Linked DNA regions of Homo sapiens: region 1 is linked to region 2. Evidence: read pairs that join two places in POLR2A ChIA-PET (ENCODE). Cell type or tissue: MCF 10A. All regions are shown on one strand.

What was found. ChIA-PET counts read pairs that join two places held together with the same protein. Peaks named below come from ENCODE experiments on the same cell type or tissue, not always from the same donor. Only the 100,000 strongest peaks of a DNase experiment are listed, where the experiment ranks them.
Region 1: POLR2A ChIA-PET joins it to region 2 with 5 read pairs; 2 of 35 experiments call an interaction of 5 or more read pairs at or near these places.

Annotation. Positions count from the first base shown.
Region 1 is chr17:1,199,516-1,207,515 of GRCh38, forward strand. It overlaps a transcript of ABR not described here. Among named protein-coding and RNA genes, the nearest start is that of ABR-AS1, 22 kb to the left of the region's middle. RefSeq lists an enhancer at 92-141. In MCF 10A, no CTCF peak of the experiment used is centred here; no DNase peak of the experiment used is centred here.
Region 2 is chr17:1,542,692-1,550,691 of GRCh38, forward strand. It overlaps PITPNA (phosphatidylinositol transfer protein alpha), which reads right to left. Exons shown (of 12, transcript NM_006224.4): 4 at 5,605-5,696; 5 at 329-336. Among named protein-coding and RNA genes, the nearest start is that of PITPNA, 16 kb to the right of the region's middle. RefSeq lists enhancers at 1-253, 7,936-8,000. In MCF 10A, no CTCF peak of the experiment used is centred here; a DNase peak (open chromatin) is centred at 3,140.

The DNA of each region.
Region 1 (8,000 bases), 340 kb before region 2:
GACTCTCACCGCAGCCTCCCCCTCCCGGGTTCAAGCAATTCTCCTGCCTCAGCCTCCCAAGTAGCTAGGATTACAGACGCCCGCCACCACGCCCGGCTAATTTTTGCATTTTCAGTAGAGACAGGGTTTCACCATGTTGGCCAGGCTGACCTCAGTTGAACTCCTGACCTCAGGTGATCCACCCACCTCAGCTGCCCAAAGTGGTGGGATTACAGGTGTGAGCCACAGCACCTGGCCAATTTTTTAAAACTATAAGTTTATTCAGTTTTTTTTTTCTGTCATATAAGTCATAAAGCCAGAATTTTAAAAACTTTTAGACAATAAAAGAGTAAAATGTGACCCATAAAATACACCACCCCAATTAGCATTTTCCAGCTTTTTTTGTATGCATATAATAGAGCTCTTTTTTCTTTTTTTTTTTATTATACTTTAAATTTTAGGGTACATGTGCACAACGTGCAGGTCTGTTACATATGTATACATGTGCCATGTTGGTGTGCTGCAACCATAGAGCTCTTTACAAAGTTTTATAGTTGGCCTTCTCTACCTGGCTGGAAGCCACACTATCCCTATCCAAGGGCACCCTCAGATTCAACCAACCACAGATCAAAAATATTTGGGAGGAAAACAATTAAAAAAAAACACCACAAAAATAAAAAATACAAATAATACAGCATAACAACCACATAGCATTTGCAATGTATTAGGTATTAAAAATAACCTAGAGATAAGTTAAAGTACACGGGGGTCGGGGGCAGGCATGGTGACTCACGCCTGTAATCCCAACACTTTCGGACGATCGCTTGAAGCCAGGAGTTCAAGACCAGCCTGGGCAACATAGCAAGACACTGTCTCCATTAAAAAAAATTTTTTTAAATAAAGTCTATGGGAGACGTGATTAGGTTACATGTAACTATTACAGCACCTTATATAAGAGACTTGGGCGTCCTGGGATTCTGGTATCTGCCAGGGGTCCTGGGGCCAATCCCCCATGAAAATGGAGGGACAGGTGTAATTGGAGTGGCTCTCCAGACTGTGCCCAGGAATTTCTCAGCCTGATCTTTGGCCAGTCCAGCTTCATTTTCTCCCCTCCTCCCGTTACATCAAGCAGAACAAGTTTCACCTAGATGAGCTATGACCTCACTTTATTCGGGGCCTCCGTGGTGCAGACACAAAGATGGATCCCCAGGTGGAAACCCGGGCACGTCATCCCGGTTTGTTCATGGTGCAAGATGTCTCCGGTTACTTCGGGGAGACAGGAACATGACCTGGGTTATCAGCACCGTCCAGGGACACCAGAGATAAAGCCTCATCTATAACATCCCCAGTAAAAAGCTGAGAATTGCTCCTGACAAGGTCCTGGGGCTCTTCCTTCCTCTGGGCAGGGCTACAGCTTAGAGACTGGGAGAAAGCCTTGGGGTTGGCCAGGGACACCCACCTGCCTCAGGAGGGGCTGTGTTAATGACATCAGCCTTTCAGCAATGGAAACTAAGGAGGATGGGGGGAGGAAAGTACAGGAAGACTTGTAAAGGGAAAGTTCTGTTTGGATTCAGGGCCCAAGCCCCAAACCCTGATAGGAATAAAATGATCAGAGGAGCAGCCGGGGAGGCTTTGGTGCCCCTCAGGCAGCCGCATCACTCAAGACTGTTCACATCAGCAATAGCTTCACGGGGCCGGTGTCCACGAGGCTGCTGCTCCGGATGCAAAGCACAATGCTTTAGGTCAGGATGTGGGTTCTAGAGACAGAACAGACCCGGTTCACGGCCTGGTGTCACGACGTATTGAACCTCTCTGAGCTTCAGTCTCTTCAGTAATGACGGTAAGTGCTTTAACTGAGATTGTTAACAAGACCCAGCGAGATCGTGAAAAGAAGACACCCCGCACAGCGCCTGTTCCCTCGTTAGCACTCACGCAGTATCAGCTATTATCATCATGCTGGCTGACTTTTATGTGAGCGTGTATAACACGGGTACACACACACACAACACCTCTCTCCGGAGGGTAAAAACAAGACAAAAAGTGAAACAGGCCCCCCGATGCCGAAGAGATGACGGCAACCCCGATATTGTGCGTGGTGTGAAGGTCACCAAAGCAAAACCACACGCTTTGTTTTCTGGGGGTGTCTCATTGACAGTGCAGAGGTAGCTTACTAGCATTTTTGCTTGTTTGTTTGTTTTTTTGAGAGAGTCTCGCTCTGTTGCCCAGGCTGGTGTGCAGTGGCGTGATCTCTGGCTCACTGCAACCTCTGCCTCCCACGTTCACGCCATTCTCCTGCCTCAGCCTCCTGAGTAGCTGGGACAACAGGCGCCCACCACCACGCCCGGCTAATTTTTTTGTATGTTTAGTAGAGATGGGGTTTCACCGTGTTAGCCAGGATGCTCTCGATCTCCTGACCTCGTGATCCGCCCGCGTCGGCCTCCCAAAGTGCTGGGATTACAGGCGTGAGCCACCGCGCCCATCCTGCTTACTAGTGTTTCTTAAAAAGTCAAAGCAACGCTATTCTTCATAAGTGTGTTCCTCCCATACTTTGCTATTCAAGAGCAGCTAGATTAAGAGAAAGAAGATCCATCTAGAAAAACATAATCCCTTTGCCTCCTTTTATTTATTTATTTTTCGAAACAGAGTCTGGCTCTGTAGCCGCTCTGTTGCCCAGGTTGGGGCACCACCATGCCCAGCTAATTTTTGTATTTTTAGCATAGATGGGGTTTCCCCATGTTGGCTAGGCTGGTCTCCAACTCCCGACCTCAGGTGATCCACCCCCTTCGGCCTCCCAAAGTGCTGGGATTACAGGTGTGAGACACCGCACCTGGCCCAAGAACCTCTTTATAACAGATGCAGCCATACCAGAGCCCCAGAGCGCACATTCAAAAGAGAATCTCCAACCTCTTATTACTCATCTTAGATCACTCATTCTAAATTGCAAATTCAAAGGGGATCCCGGCTGTCTCTTTCCTATACTCTTCAGCGAACAGTCCCCAAACACACACGTGCCCACTCATGATGAAGTTGCATTCAGAGTATTTCCCCTATGGACAAAGAGGCTCAGATTCCTGACCCTCTTCTGAAAGGCCCCAGCTGCCCCCTTTTCACATCTTCACATATGAGCTGGCAGCAAATGTTGCATGAAATGAAGACCCTGTTAGGAAAGGGAAGGTGATCCATAGCCATCTACTCCTAATCCGCTGACCCTTGATGAAATAGGCCTAGGTTTAGGGTTAGGAAACACTGCGGCTAGAAACAGAGACCTTGGAGACAAATGGCCCTCTTGTTTCAACAAGGAAGCTTCTACTGCTTGGGAGAAAGTGGTCAGCTCAGCTCTCCTCGAACCCTACTATTTAGGTTGGTGCAAAAGTAATTGCTGTTTTTGCCATTACTTTTTTTTTTTTTTTAAGATGGAGTCTTGCTCTGTCCCCCAGGCTACAGTACAGTGGTGTGATCTCGGTTCACTACAACCTCCGCCTCCCGAGTTCAAGCAATTCTCCTGCCTCAGCCTCCCAAGTAGGTGGGATTAAAGGCATGCACCACCACGCCTGGCTAATTTTGTATTTTTAGTAGCGACGAGGTTTCATCATGTTGGCCAGGCTGGTCTCGAACTCCCGACCTCAGGTGATCCGCCCGCCTCGGCCTCCCAGAGTGCTGGGATGACAGGCGTGAGCCATCGCGCCCAGCCCCATTCCTTTTAAAAGGTCTTTCACTTGCCGGTGTGAGCAGAGGATCCTGGGGAGACTCCTTGGAAGGGGCTTCGGATCCAGCCAGGCTCCCGCGCAGTCCTCAGGGGGCGTGGCCCGGCTCGTGGGGGCGGAGTCCATGGGGGGCGGGGTCCGCGGGGAGGAGCCTGCGGGGCGGTCCCCCGTGGGGGCGGGGCCTTGAGGGGGCGGGGCCCGCGGGGGGCGGAGTCTGCGGGGGCGGGGCCCGCGGGGACGGAGTCTGCGGGGGCGGGGCCCGCGGGGACGGAGTCTGCGGGGGCGGGGCCCGCGGGGACGGAGTCTGCGGGGGCGGGGGCCGCAGGTCCTGGTCACGTGATGAGGCTGCGGTAAGTCGCCCGGGCTGCCTAGTCCTCCAGGCGCGGTTAATCCAGTCGGGAACCCCTGAGTCACCGCCCGCCGCCGCTGCGAGGAGCCCGGCGAGTGTTCGGCCTCGGTTTCTGAGGTTTCGGCGGGAGCGGTGATGCAGACGCCTTCAGGGCCCGGGTCGTGTCCGTGACTCGCGCAGGAAGGCGGATGGCGCCCCCCGGGCCTGCCTACACCCTGGGAACCTCGCGGGGCGAAGGGGGCTCGGGCGCTCTCTCCGCGTGGCGAGAGACCCGCCAGGGGGTGTGGCGTGAGTGTGTGTCCCGCCAGGACGTTCCGGTGGCGCCGCCTGACGCGGGAGGAGAAACCAGCTCCAGCTCCTCATCTGGATTTTACATAAATCCATGGCTCAAAGTGCTTTCCTGTCCGGACCTCGGTGCCGGCTTCACGGGGGAAATCCCTGGAGCCGAGGGGAGGGCACGAGAAACCACCGACCCCCGGCCCACGGGCCAGCCCAGTCCACTCCTCCCGGCCTCTCCCTCATCTCGGCCTGGGCCCCGCAGAAGCCACCACCAGGGCTCCTGGATTCCACCAGGGGCATCTTAGTCCCCAGCGGGGCATTTAAAGACTTAATGTGGGCCGGGCGCGGTGGCTCAGGCCTGTCATCCCAGCACTTTGGGAGGACGAGGCGGGCGGATCACCTGAGGTTGGGAGTTCGAGACCAGCCTGGACGGCATGGTGAAACCCCGTCTCTACTAAAATACAAAACATTATCCGGGCGTGGTGGTGCGCGCCTGTAATCCCAGCTACTCGGGAGGCTGAGGCAGGAGAATCGCTTGAACCCGGGAGGCAGAGGTTGCAGTGAGCCGAGATTGCGCCACTGCGCTCCAGCATGGGCGACACAGCGAGACTCTGTCTCAAAAAACAAACAAACAAAAAAAATGAGAAACATGGGTTCAAACTACAGTCCTGAGCCATATGACCTGAAAGGACTATATATACAAAGGTGGTCCAGAAGATTATAATCCTGTATTTTTTCCTGTACCTTTTGTACGCTTAGACGTGTTCAGATACACAAACATTTTCCATTGTGTTACAACGGCCTATAGTATTCAGTATAGTGACCTGCTATACAGGTTCGTACCTAGGAGCAGTAAGCTGTCTATATCATATATCATATCTATATCACATAGTGGGCTATACCATTGAGCCTACTATGTACCTGGGCTGTATGTTAGTATTTAGGTTTGTGTGAAATATACAGCCAGGTGATTTTTGTATTTAGGTTTGTGTAAAATATACTATGATGCTTGCACAACAGTGAAATCATCTACACATTTCTCAGAACCTCTTTTTTTCTTTTCTTTTTCTTTTTCTTTTTTTTTTTTTTTTTTTTGAGACTGAGTCTCGCGCTATCACCCAGGCTGGAGTGCAAGGGCGTGATCTCGGCTCACTGCATCCTCTGCCTCCTGGGTTAAAGTGATTCTCCTGCCTCAGCCTCCCAAGTAGCTGGGATAACGGGTGCACCACCACGCCCGGCTAATTTTTGTATTTTTAGTAGACATGAGGTTTCACCATGTAAGCCAGGCAGCTCTCAAACTCCTGACCTCAGGTGACCCGCCCACCTCAGCCTCCCAAAGTGCTGGGATTGCAGGCCTGAGCCACCATACCCGGTTTTATCCCCATTATTAAGAGACTGTAATGAGCTCTGGGCCCTTTGGCACATTACCCAATATTCTTAAGCCTTAGTTTTCTCATACATCAAATGGGGGCTAATAATACAAACCTCTCTGGTTGTGAGAATAAATGAAACAGTGCACAAATGAGATACAAATACTTCTAAGCATGCCGTGAAAGGCCTGAGAATGTATCATCTGTAACAGCCTGTTCTGTAGGCTCCTTCTGGAGAGAGGAGTGGGGTCGGGGGGAGAGGTGACAGGAAATGACAGGCTTCATTTCCAAGATTTCAGTAGCGTTTGAATCTTTTCTATTGAAAATGCATTGGCTGGGTGCAGTGGCTCACGTCTGTAATCCCAGAACTTTGGGAGGCCAAGGCAGGAGGACTGCTTGACCCAGCAGTTTGAGACCAGCCTGGACAACATAGTAAGACTTCATCTCTACAAAAAATACCAAAATTGGCCAGGCGCGGCGGCTCACGCCTGTAATCCCAGCACTCTGGGAGGCCCAGGCGGGCAGATCACAAGATCAAGAGACGGAGACCATCCTGGCCAACATGGTGAAACCCCATCTCTGCTAAAAATAGAAAAATTAGCTGGATGTGGTGGTGCATGCCTGTAGTCCCAGCTACTCAGAAGGCTGCGGCAGGAGAATCACTTGAACCAGGAGGTGGCGGTTGCAGTGAGCTGAGATTGCGCCACTGCACTCCAGCCTGGCGCCAGAGCAAGACTCCGACTCGAAAAAAGAAAAAAAAAATACAAAAATTAGCTGGGCGTGGTGGCGCGCACCTGTAGTCCCAGCTACTTGGGAGGCTGAGGCAGGAGAATTATTTGAACCCAGGAGGTGGCGGTTGCAGTGAGCTGAGATCGCGCCACTGCCCTCCAGCCTGGTGACAGAAGGAGACTCCGTCTCAAAAAAAAGAGAAACAAAATTAGCTGGGTGTGGTGGCACACTCGGGAGGATCACTTGAGCCAGAGAGGTTGAGGCTGCAGTGAGCTCTCATGTGACCACTGACGTCACATCACTGTGATGGGTTAGACACTGATGCGTTTATAGTGTAACTGCCACGTGACTGGGTTGTTGCGTGCACAACCGAGCATCCCTTGACCCCTTAGATCACACAGGGTTTATCCCAGGAATACAAGCCTAGCTCAATATTAGACAATCTGCATGATTCACTACATTAATTTATTATTATTAATATTAGAGACAGGTTCTTGCTCTGCCACCCAGGCTGGAGTGCAGTGGCACTATGACAGCTTACTTGCAGCCTTGGACTCCAGGGCTCAAGCGGTTCTCCTGTCTCAGCCTCCTGAGTAGCCAGGATGACAGGCATTTGGAAACTGAAAAGTGGAAATAACCAGCTTTCGTTTCTGGGCTGCAGCTTGTTTAGTGCCACATCTTGGAGAAAGCTCTGTGCTTGTGGTTAGATGGGTTGATCTTGAATGGCCAAGGTGGGTGGATTGCTTGAGTCCAGGAGTTTGAGGCTAGCCTGAGTTGGTCTGCAAACCAGCTCACCAGATATTGGGTTTCACCATGTCTCCAAAAATATTTTGTGAAATTTGTGAAACTCCATCTCTACAAAAACATACAAAAATTAGGCTGGGCGCGGTGGCTCATGCTTGTCATCCCAGCACTTTGGGAGACCAAGGTGGGTGGATCACCTGAGGCCAGGAGTTCGAGACCACCCTGGCCAACATGGTAAAACCCCGTCTCTACTTAAAATACAAAATTTAGCTGGGCGTGGTGGCATGCGCCTGTAATCCCAGCTACTCGGGAGCTGAGGCAGGAGAATTGCTTGAACCCGGGAGGTGGAGGTGGCAGTGAGCTGAGATCTCACCACTGCACTCCAGCCTGGACAACAGAGTGAGACTCCATCTCAAAACAAACAAAAAAAAAAGCCAGGCATTGTGGTTCGTGCCTATAGTCCCAGCTACTACTCCACAGGCTAAGGTGGAAGGATTGCTTGAGCCCAGGAGTTCAAGGGTGCCAGTGAGCTGTGATTGTGCCACTGGCACTCCAGCCTGGGCAACAGTGAGACGTGTCTCAAAAAAAAAAATGTGAACAGATTCTCTCAAAAAGAAGTAAGGTGAGAATATAAATTGGATCAACTTTTCTGAAGGATAATTTTACAATATCTATTTGTATTTAAAATGCATATATTTGGCCGTGTGCAGTGGCTCACACCTGTAATCCCAGCACTTTGGGAGGCTGAGGCGGGCGGATCACCTGAGCTCAGGAGTTCGAGACCAGCCTGGCCAACATGGCGAAACCCCATCTCTGCTAAAAATATAAAATTAGCTGGGAATGGTG
Region 2 (8,000 bases):
GAAGGGATGTCGGTCAGGTCAGTTGAATGGAGCTCTCTCTACAACCTTGAAAAGGTGTGACCTGGGGAGGCAGGGCCTCGAGCCACTGTGTCCATGTCAGACCCACAGCCAGGATGCACTTAATGGAGCCGCAGGCCAATGCAGCTTAAAGCAGGAGGTCATCATGCCAGTTAACAGGTTCCTTGTTAGTCCACTGACAGGACTGAGCCTCAGCAACTCCAAACATCAGCCAAGGGAAAGAACACCCAAGACCACCAGTGCAGTTACATTTTTCTCTCTCCTGTTCTTATACATCATCTACAGTTCCAACCCCCTTGACAATACTTACTGTAATAACTGCTCCGAGGCAAGGACATGGAAAGAAGAGAGAAAAAGATTAATGAAGATGAAGAAATATCTGCCCCCCACCCCCCACAAGGAGGACGAATGGCAGAGTGTACTTTACTCCCTGTGGCTTATTCCACGGTCACCTCCAAGCCCCAGTGAGTCAGAAATACCTTAACGCACCAACCCTCAAATTTCACTCAGACAAACATCCCAAAAAACCAAACAGGGAATTTAATTAAAGCGACGCCGCTATGGGCTTCTTGGGATTCTTTTCAGCAGGGCACTGACAGGGACCAGCTCTGATCAGCAGAGGTGCCGCAACTCATCACTCTGGCATCAGAGCGTTCTCCGGCGCCTCCCACCCCTACCCCAGCCTCTACCTCCCGGGGCACAGAGCAGGGTGCTTTGGCCATGCACTGTATCTGCCTCCTGCACCCTTCCTCTCGCTGTAATCAAACCTCCCAGGCTCTGCACTCCTGCTCATTGTAATGGGAACCCCTTAGAAAGCATGGTTCAATTATTTATCAGAGAAAATGACTGCACCTCTCATGTCACTGGGGAACAGACTAGCTCTGCTCCTGAGACCGCCCGGTTCATTCTGTACCCTCTGAATTTAGGACCTATGTCCACTTCTGCTGGCTGCCCCACTGCCATGTTTGTAGAGTGTGTGGGGTAACAAACTCCAGAACTGAAGTTAAGGTGACCCCGGAGCACAAAATGAGGCAAAGTTGAAATATAAAGAGTAAGAGCTATCACGCACAGAAATAACCCAAAAGACTGTCAGTAATTCCCCCATACCCAACGAAAGACACTTAGAAGGAAGCACCAGATTAAGATTACAACTGAAAGGCCTACACTGAAGTAACTGCCCTGTTAGCAGCTTCAAGAAAACCACGTTAGAATAAGAAAAGGAAATCATGGGTATAGTATCTCGTCAGCAGAAATTCTCCTGTGCCGTGGTGGGCCCCGGAGGCCCAGCCCCCGCATGTGGCATCTCTGGCAGCGCCATCCCTGGAGTGGGGGCAGCAGTGCCAGGATGGCCTGGTCTGATGACACCAGCCACTAAACTTCTCCAACTAAGCACCTTTTTTGAATCTATCTCCTCTAAGAAAGTCTCTCCTAGTTCGGCCTCTCCGAGACGTGCTCATCAATGGACCCAAGAATCTGATCACTCAGCCAAGCGGACATTCTTTGCCACACATTGGCATTCTGATTATAATTTGGTTTCTCATGTAGAAGAATCCACAAGAAAAGAATGCCCTGATCATCGAATGGGAATGTCCCGTTTCGGTAGCAATTCTGCGTTTTAGTGTAACTTCATAGACTGGCGCTGGGGTTTTTACACATTCATCTTTGTGAGACCCCGAGAGACAGATCCACTCAGTTCTGACAACCTGGTTTTCCGAAATCATGAGGGTGACAGCCCTTGCTGACCTTTTCATGCAAACTTGGGTGATCAAACAATCCTCCCCAAACCTTCTCCAGCCCTCCCAGGCCCTCAAACACCTCTGCATTCCAGTATTCCCTGTTGTTCAAACTGTAACCCAAAGTACACAGAAAAGCCGCAGGAAATCTTTTGCAGTGGGAGAGCAGAGATTTCCAAATGAGACTAATAAGGCATTTTAAATGCATGGCAGGGCCGGGCACGGTGGCTCCCGCCTGGAATCCCAGCACTTTGGGAGGCCAAGGCGGGCGGATCACCTGAGGTCAGGAGTTCGAGACCAGCTTGGCCAACATGGTGAAACCTCGTTTCTACTAAAAATATAAAAATTAGCCGGGTGTGGTGGCGCATGCCTGTAATCCCAGGCACTGTACCCACACATGGAGGCTGACAGGAGGAGGACCCCACAGCCCAACACTGTCTGTTGGGAGGCTGAGGCAGGAGAATTGCTTAAACCTAGCAGGCGGAGGTTGCAGTGAGCCGAGATTGCACCACTGTACTCCAGCCTGGGTGACAGAATGAGACTCTGTCTCAAAAAATAAAAAAATTTAAAATAAATAAATAAAAGCATGGCTTAGTGATACTGTATCCAGCCGAGGACTATAGTTCCAGGAAGAGATGGAAGGAGAAACAAACTTTCTTTTCCTTTTCCCACTTTCATTCATTCACAGACCAACTCCTATCTTACCCTCTCCTCACTTCCAGCCCATCCCATCAGCTTCAAGGGAAAAAGAGAGAGGGAAACAAGCTAAGAACAGCAAGAGCTGATCATTACCAGGGTGTCCCAATCTGTTTTCACTCCGCTCAGAGAAAGGAAGAGCCTTCCAAAAGCCATGAGGCATTTTACTTCATGCTCCTTCATCTATCTTCCTTCAAACTTGGATCTACTGAGGCCAAGCTAAGATGTCTGAACTAATAACCTCTCTCCCATCAGCCCCCAGAGGGAACTGGAAAGTAGCCTTCCTTGCCTGCTGGTATCTCTTATTTTAAAAGAGCAAGTGTCTAACTAAACAGATCTAAGATTCAACATATCCATTCTGTGTGAAGGTGTATCCTGAATAGGAGGTCAGCACCCACTGAGGAAACCAACCTTCCTTCCCCTACTCCCTGTCTCCATGAAATATTTAGAAATTACATTTTTCCAGTGGAGCTCCAGTGGCGCAATTGGTTAGCGCATGGTGCTGATACAGAAATTATGTTTTTCTTTTCTTTTGGCCAAGGATCAATATATGAACATTTAACGTGCAGAAAAATGCCCATGTCAGCCGCAACACTCTTCCCAGAATGACACAGAGAACAGGGGCATCTCTCAGTTGGCACAAGCTGTGTACCCAGAACCCTGCCCCAGGCAGGGAGATGTCCACACTTGCAACACATGCTCACTGCGACTCTCTTAGACATCAAGAAAATCCACCTTTGGCCCTAGACCAGACACACCCAGCCACACTGCATACTGCCTTTTTTTTTTTTTTTTTTTTTTTTTAATAAACGGAGTTTTGCTCTTGTTGTCCAAGCTGGAGTGGAATGGCACGATCTCGGCTCACTGTAACCTCCGCCTCCCAGGTTCAAGCGATTCTCCTGCCTCAGCCTCCCAAGTAGCTGGGGTTACAGGCATGCACCACCATGCCCGGATAACTTTTTGTATTTTTAGTAGAAACGGGGTTTCACCAAGTTAGCCAGGCCGGTCTTGAACTCCTGACCTCAAGTAATCCGCCTGCCTCAGCCTCTCAAAGTGCTAGGATTACAGGCATGAGCCACCGTGCCCGACCCTGTCTTTTAAGAACATCTGTGCATCCCTCATTTCCAAGAATCTAACTTCCAGCCCAGTGCTTAAGGAGTAGGGAGGGCTGTGCTTCAGCTACAGCAAGAAAACTCTAAGGGTTACACATCCCAGACCCCACCAATGACCGCAAATCTCCTGATACAAGGTCCCTGAACCTGTGTGGGGCCACTGAGGGTTGGAAAGAGCAATGACCCCGTATTCTGGATTGCAGTCATTCCCAAAGTCCACAGGATAAGGGTGATATGCGTCACGTAAGGATCCCAGACTCATCAGACTCTAGGGAGTACCAGGTGCCAACAAAGAAAGCAAGTGCAGGAGGACAGGTCAGCAGAGGCTGGTGGGAGGACCCCGCAGCCCAACACTGTCTGTACCCACACATGGAGGCTGGTGGGAGGAAAGGTCACCTACCTCACAGACAAGTGCCAGGGGACCTCTCAGGACTCCCCAGGGTTATGAATCAGTACCAGCTTAGGCCCTCCCAACAGGTCTATTCCTAGATGGCCCTGGAAACCTAGGAATCTTGGAAGGCTAAGAATCTGAATCACTCGAAAGAAATTTAAGAATGTCTGGACTAGAATAGAAAGTTCTCTGTGGAGGTTCAAATCTTTCCTTTCCTTTCAAGAAACTCTATGCAGGAGACTGGCCAAGATTAAGAAAATAATTATACCTGTATCCTCAATTACAGAACATGCTGTTTCAGCAGAAGCCACAGTTCATTCATATGATGGAATACTATGCAGCTATTATAAATTAAAAAACAAAACAAAACAAAACACCAGACACCTTAGTGACAAGGAAAATGTTATCCATTCACTGAAGAAAAATGAGAAACTTAGGCCAGGCACAGTGGCTCATGCCTGTAATGCCAGCACTTTGGGAGGCCAAGGTGGGAGGATCGCTTGAGCCCAGGAATTTGAAACCAGCCTGGGCAACATGGTGAGACCCCATCTCTCCAAAAAAAAAAAAAAAAAAACCTAGCCGGACATGATGGCATATGCCTATAGTCCCAGGTATTTGGGAGGCTGAGGCAGAAGGATCACTTGAGCCTGGGAGGTTAAGGCTGCAGTGAGCTGTGGTTGTGCCACTGGACACCAGCCTGGACAACAGAGTGAGACAAAAAAAGCAATTAAAAAATTAGTAATCATATTAGTAATCCCAGCATTCTGGGAGGCCGAGGCAGGTGGATCACTTGAAGTCAGGAGTTCGAGACCAGCCTGGCCAACATGGTGAAACACCGTCTCTACTAAAAATACAAAAATTAGCCGGGCATGGTGGTGTATGCCTGTAATTCCAGCTACTTGTATGGCTGGGGCACGAGAATCGCTTGAACCCAGGAGGCGGAGTTTGCAGTGAGCCAAGATTGTGCCATTGCTCTCCAGCCTAGGCAACAGAGCCAGGCTCCATCTCAAAAAAAAAATAATAATAAAATAAATAGTAATGATCTAAAATTTTTCGAGAAAATGTGTCTGGGCTGGGCACAGTGGCTCACACCTATAATCCCAGCACTTTGGGAGGCCAAGGTGGGCGGATAACCTGAGGTCAGGAGGTCGAGACCAGCCTGGGCAACATGGTGAAACTCTGTCTCTACTACAATACAAAAAATTAGCCAGGCGTGGCGGTATGCGCCTGTAGTCCCAGCTACTCGGGAGGCTGAGGCAGCAGAATTGCTTGAACCCGGGAGCCAGAGGTTGCAGTGAGCCGAGATCACGCCACTGTGCTCCAGTCTGGGCAACAGAGCGAGACTCCATCTCCCAAAAAATAAATAAATAAATAAAAATGACTAGAAAAATATACTAAAATGTTATAATGAATAACAATAATCAAAATCGCAGCATCCCCAAGTGAGAGACTGGCTCTGTGCTCTCAGGCCGTGACGACCGGTGCTTCTCGCCCTGCTGTCCACCAAGCTGTGCTGGACACAGCACTGATACCCACCATCAGCCGGAAGGGACCCAGCCCGAGCCTTTCCCTGGCCTAATCCGGAACACGCAGGTGGGACCCACAGCTCTGCTGCCCGCCCCTGCCTGGCCGACGTGGCCCCGGCTGCACTCACCGGTTCTGCAGTAGGGGTAAGCATTCCAGGCTTTCTCGTGTATATTCAGGGCTCCCTCTGGGGCCAGCATTCGAACAAACGTGGGTACTTTGCTATAGCGGGGAAAAAAAGGGGTATAAAGAGAAATGGTAGAGAGAAAGGAGACAAGAGGCTTTTCAGATCCAGCTTCTTCATGGGGAGCTGACAAGCAAGTTTCCATGCAATGAGCAGGTTACTGGTGGGAGTGAGAAGTTACGTATGAGAGCCTGACACCCCACCTTGGCTGGCTCCTAACACACACCCACGACGTGCCCCACCAGCCACCAGAAACAGGACCACACAAGAGACCCCAGGCTACCTGCTGTGGCTCATCACCCCTTCCATCAGCATTACACATTTTTCCAGAGCTTGCTGGGCCCAGGGCATTATACTACAAGGTGCGAGAAAAACACAAAGGAGATGCCTCCAAGCATGAACCAGTCTCGGTTTAGGGCCAGGGTAACTAGCCGACTAACTTGGGTTTGGGATCCAGGATTATCTGATCTGCTTTCATCAGCTCTGAGAGGCCAGGAGGGCCTAGAACCATTTGCCTCCCAGGACAAAGTATTTTCTTCTACTCAATTCTTTTTTTTTGTTTGTTTGTTTGAGACGGAGTCTCCCTTTGTCGCCCAGGCTGGAGTGCAGTGCTGCGATCTCGGGTAACTGCAACCTCCACCTCCAGGGTCCCAGTTCAAGCGATTCTCCCGCCTCAGCCTCTTGAGTAGCTGGGATTACAGGCATGCGCCACCACGCCCAGCTAATTTTTGTATTTTTAGTAGAGACAGGGTTTCACCATGTTGGCCAGGCTGGTCTTGAACTCCTGACCTCGTGATCCACCCACCTTGGCCTCCCACGGTGCTGGGATTACAGGCATGAGCCACCGCGCCCGGTCTCTTCTACTCAATTCTTATCTCAGGTTACAGAACAACATGTACAGTATAAGCCCCCTGCTTTTTTTTTTTTTTTTGGTAGGTGTGTGGTTTGACGGAGTAGGAAAACATTTAGAATTTTTTTTTTTTTTTTGAGACAGTCTTGCTGTGTCACCCAAGCTGGAGTGTAGTGGCTCGATCTTGGCTCACTGCAAGCTCCTCCTCCCAGGTTCAAGAGATTCTCCTGCCTCAGCCTCCCGAGTAGAAGGGACTACAGGTTCCCGCCACCACGCCCGGCTAATTTTTTGTATTTTTAGTAAAGACAGGGTTTCGCCATGTTAGACAGGATGGTCTCAATCTCCTGAGCTCATGATCTGCCCGCCTCAGCCTCCCAAAGTGCTGAGATTACAGTGGCGTGAGCCACCGTGCCTGGCCTAGAAAGATTTTTTAAAATTAAAATGAAAATGGTACATATATTCCTTTTCCTTTTTTTTGTTTGTTTTTGTTTTTTGAGATGGAGCCTTGCTCTGTCGCCAGGCTGGAGTGCAGTGGCACGACCTCAGCTCATTGCTTCCTCCATCTCCTGGGTTCCAGCAATCCTCCTTCCTCAGCCTCCTAAGTAGCTGGGACTACAGGCATGCGCCACCACGCCCAGCTAATTTTTGTATTTTTGGTAGAGATGGGGTTTTGTCATGTAGGCCAGGCTGGTCTCGAACTCCTGACCTCGGGCAATCTGCCTGCCTCAGCCTCCTAAAGTGCGGGGATTACAGGCGTGAGCCACCGCGCCCAGCCGTCCTTGGTTTCTAACAGATAATCTGTCCAGTCTTTGGCAAGCTCTGGCAACCTCATCAGCTTTAGTGCCTCAGGCCTAAGAAAGAAGAGCAAACTAGAGCAGAGAGCTAACCTGGAGCACTTGGGGCGGCCTCTGTGATTCACGAACTCACTGCCATCCCCATTCAGGCGAGTATTTCTAGGTCCAGGCAGGGGGACACACAGAGAAACCAAACAGATGTGGCTCCCACCCTCAAGGAGTTTCCGGTCTACTGGGGCGTGTAACTAGACAAGGCCAAGCACAACACTGTAAGTTCATGCCATAATGCGGTGGGCACAGGGCCCTGGGTGGCGGAGTGCTGTGAGAACACAGTGGGGGACATGCAGTGCACCGGGCAGGCTCTGCGAGGAAAGTCAGGATGAACCAACACATGGGACAATGAGTGGGGCTAAGCTAAGAGACAGATGGGAGTGGGGTGGGAAAAGCTGGAGAAAAGAGGGACAAGTTCAGAGTAACCGGTGCAGGTACAAGGTGGGGAATTCAAGGAGACACCTGAAGCTGGATCCTAAAAGATTTTTTTGTTTTTTTTTTGAGACAGGGTCTCACTCTGTGGCCCAGGCTGGAGTGCAGTGGTGTGATCATGGCTCACTGGCAGCCTTGACTTCCTGGGCTCAGGTGATCCTCCCACCTCAGCCTCCCAAGTAGCTGGGACTACAGGTGCACACCACTATGCCTGG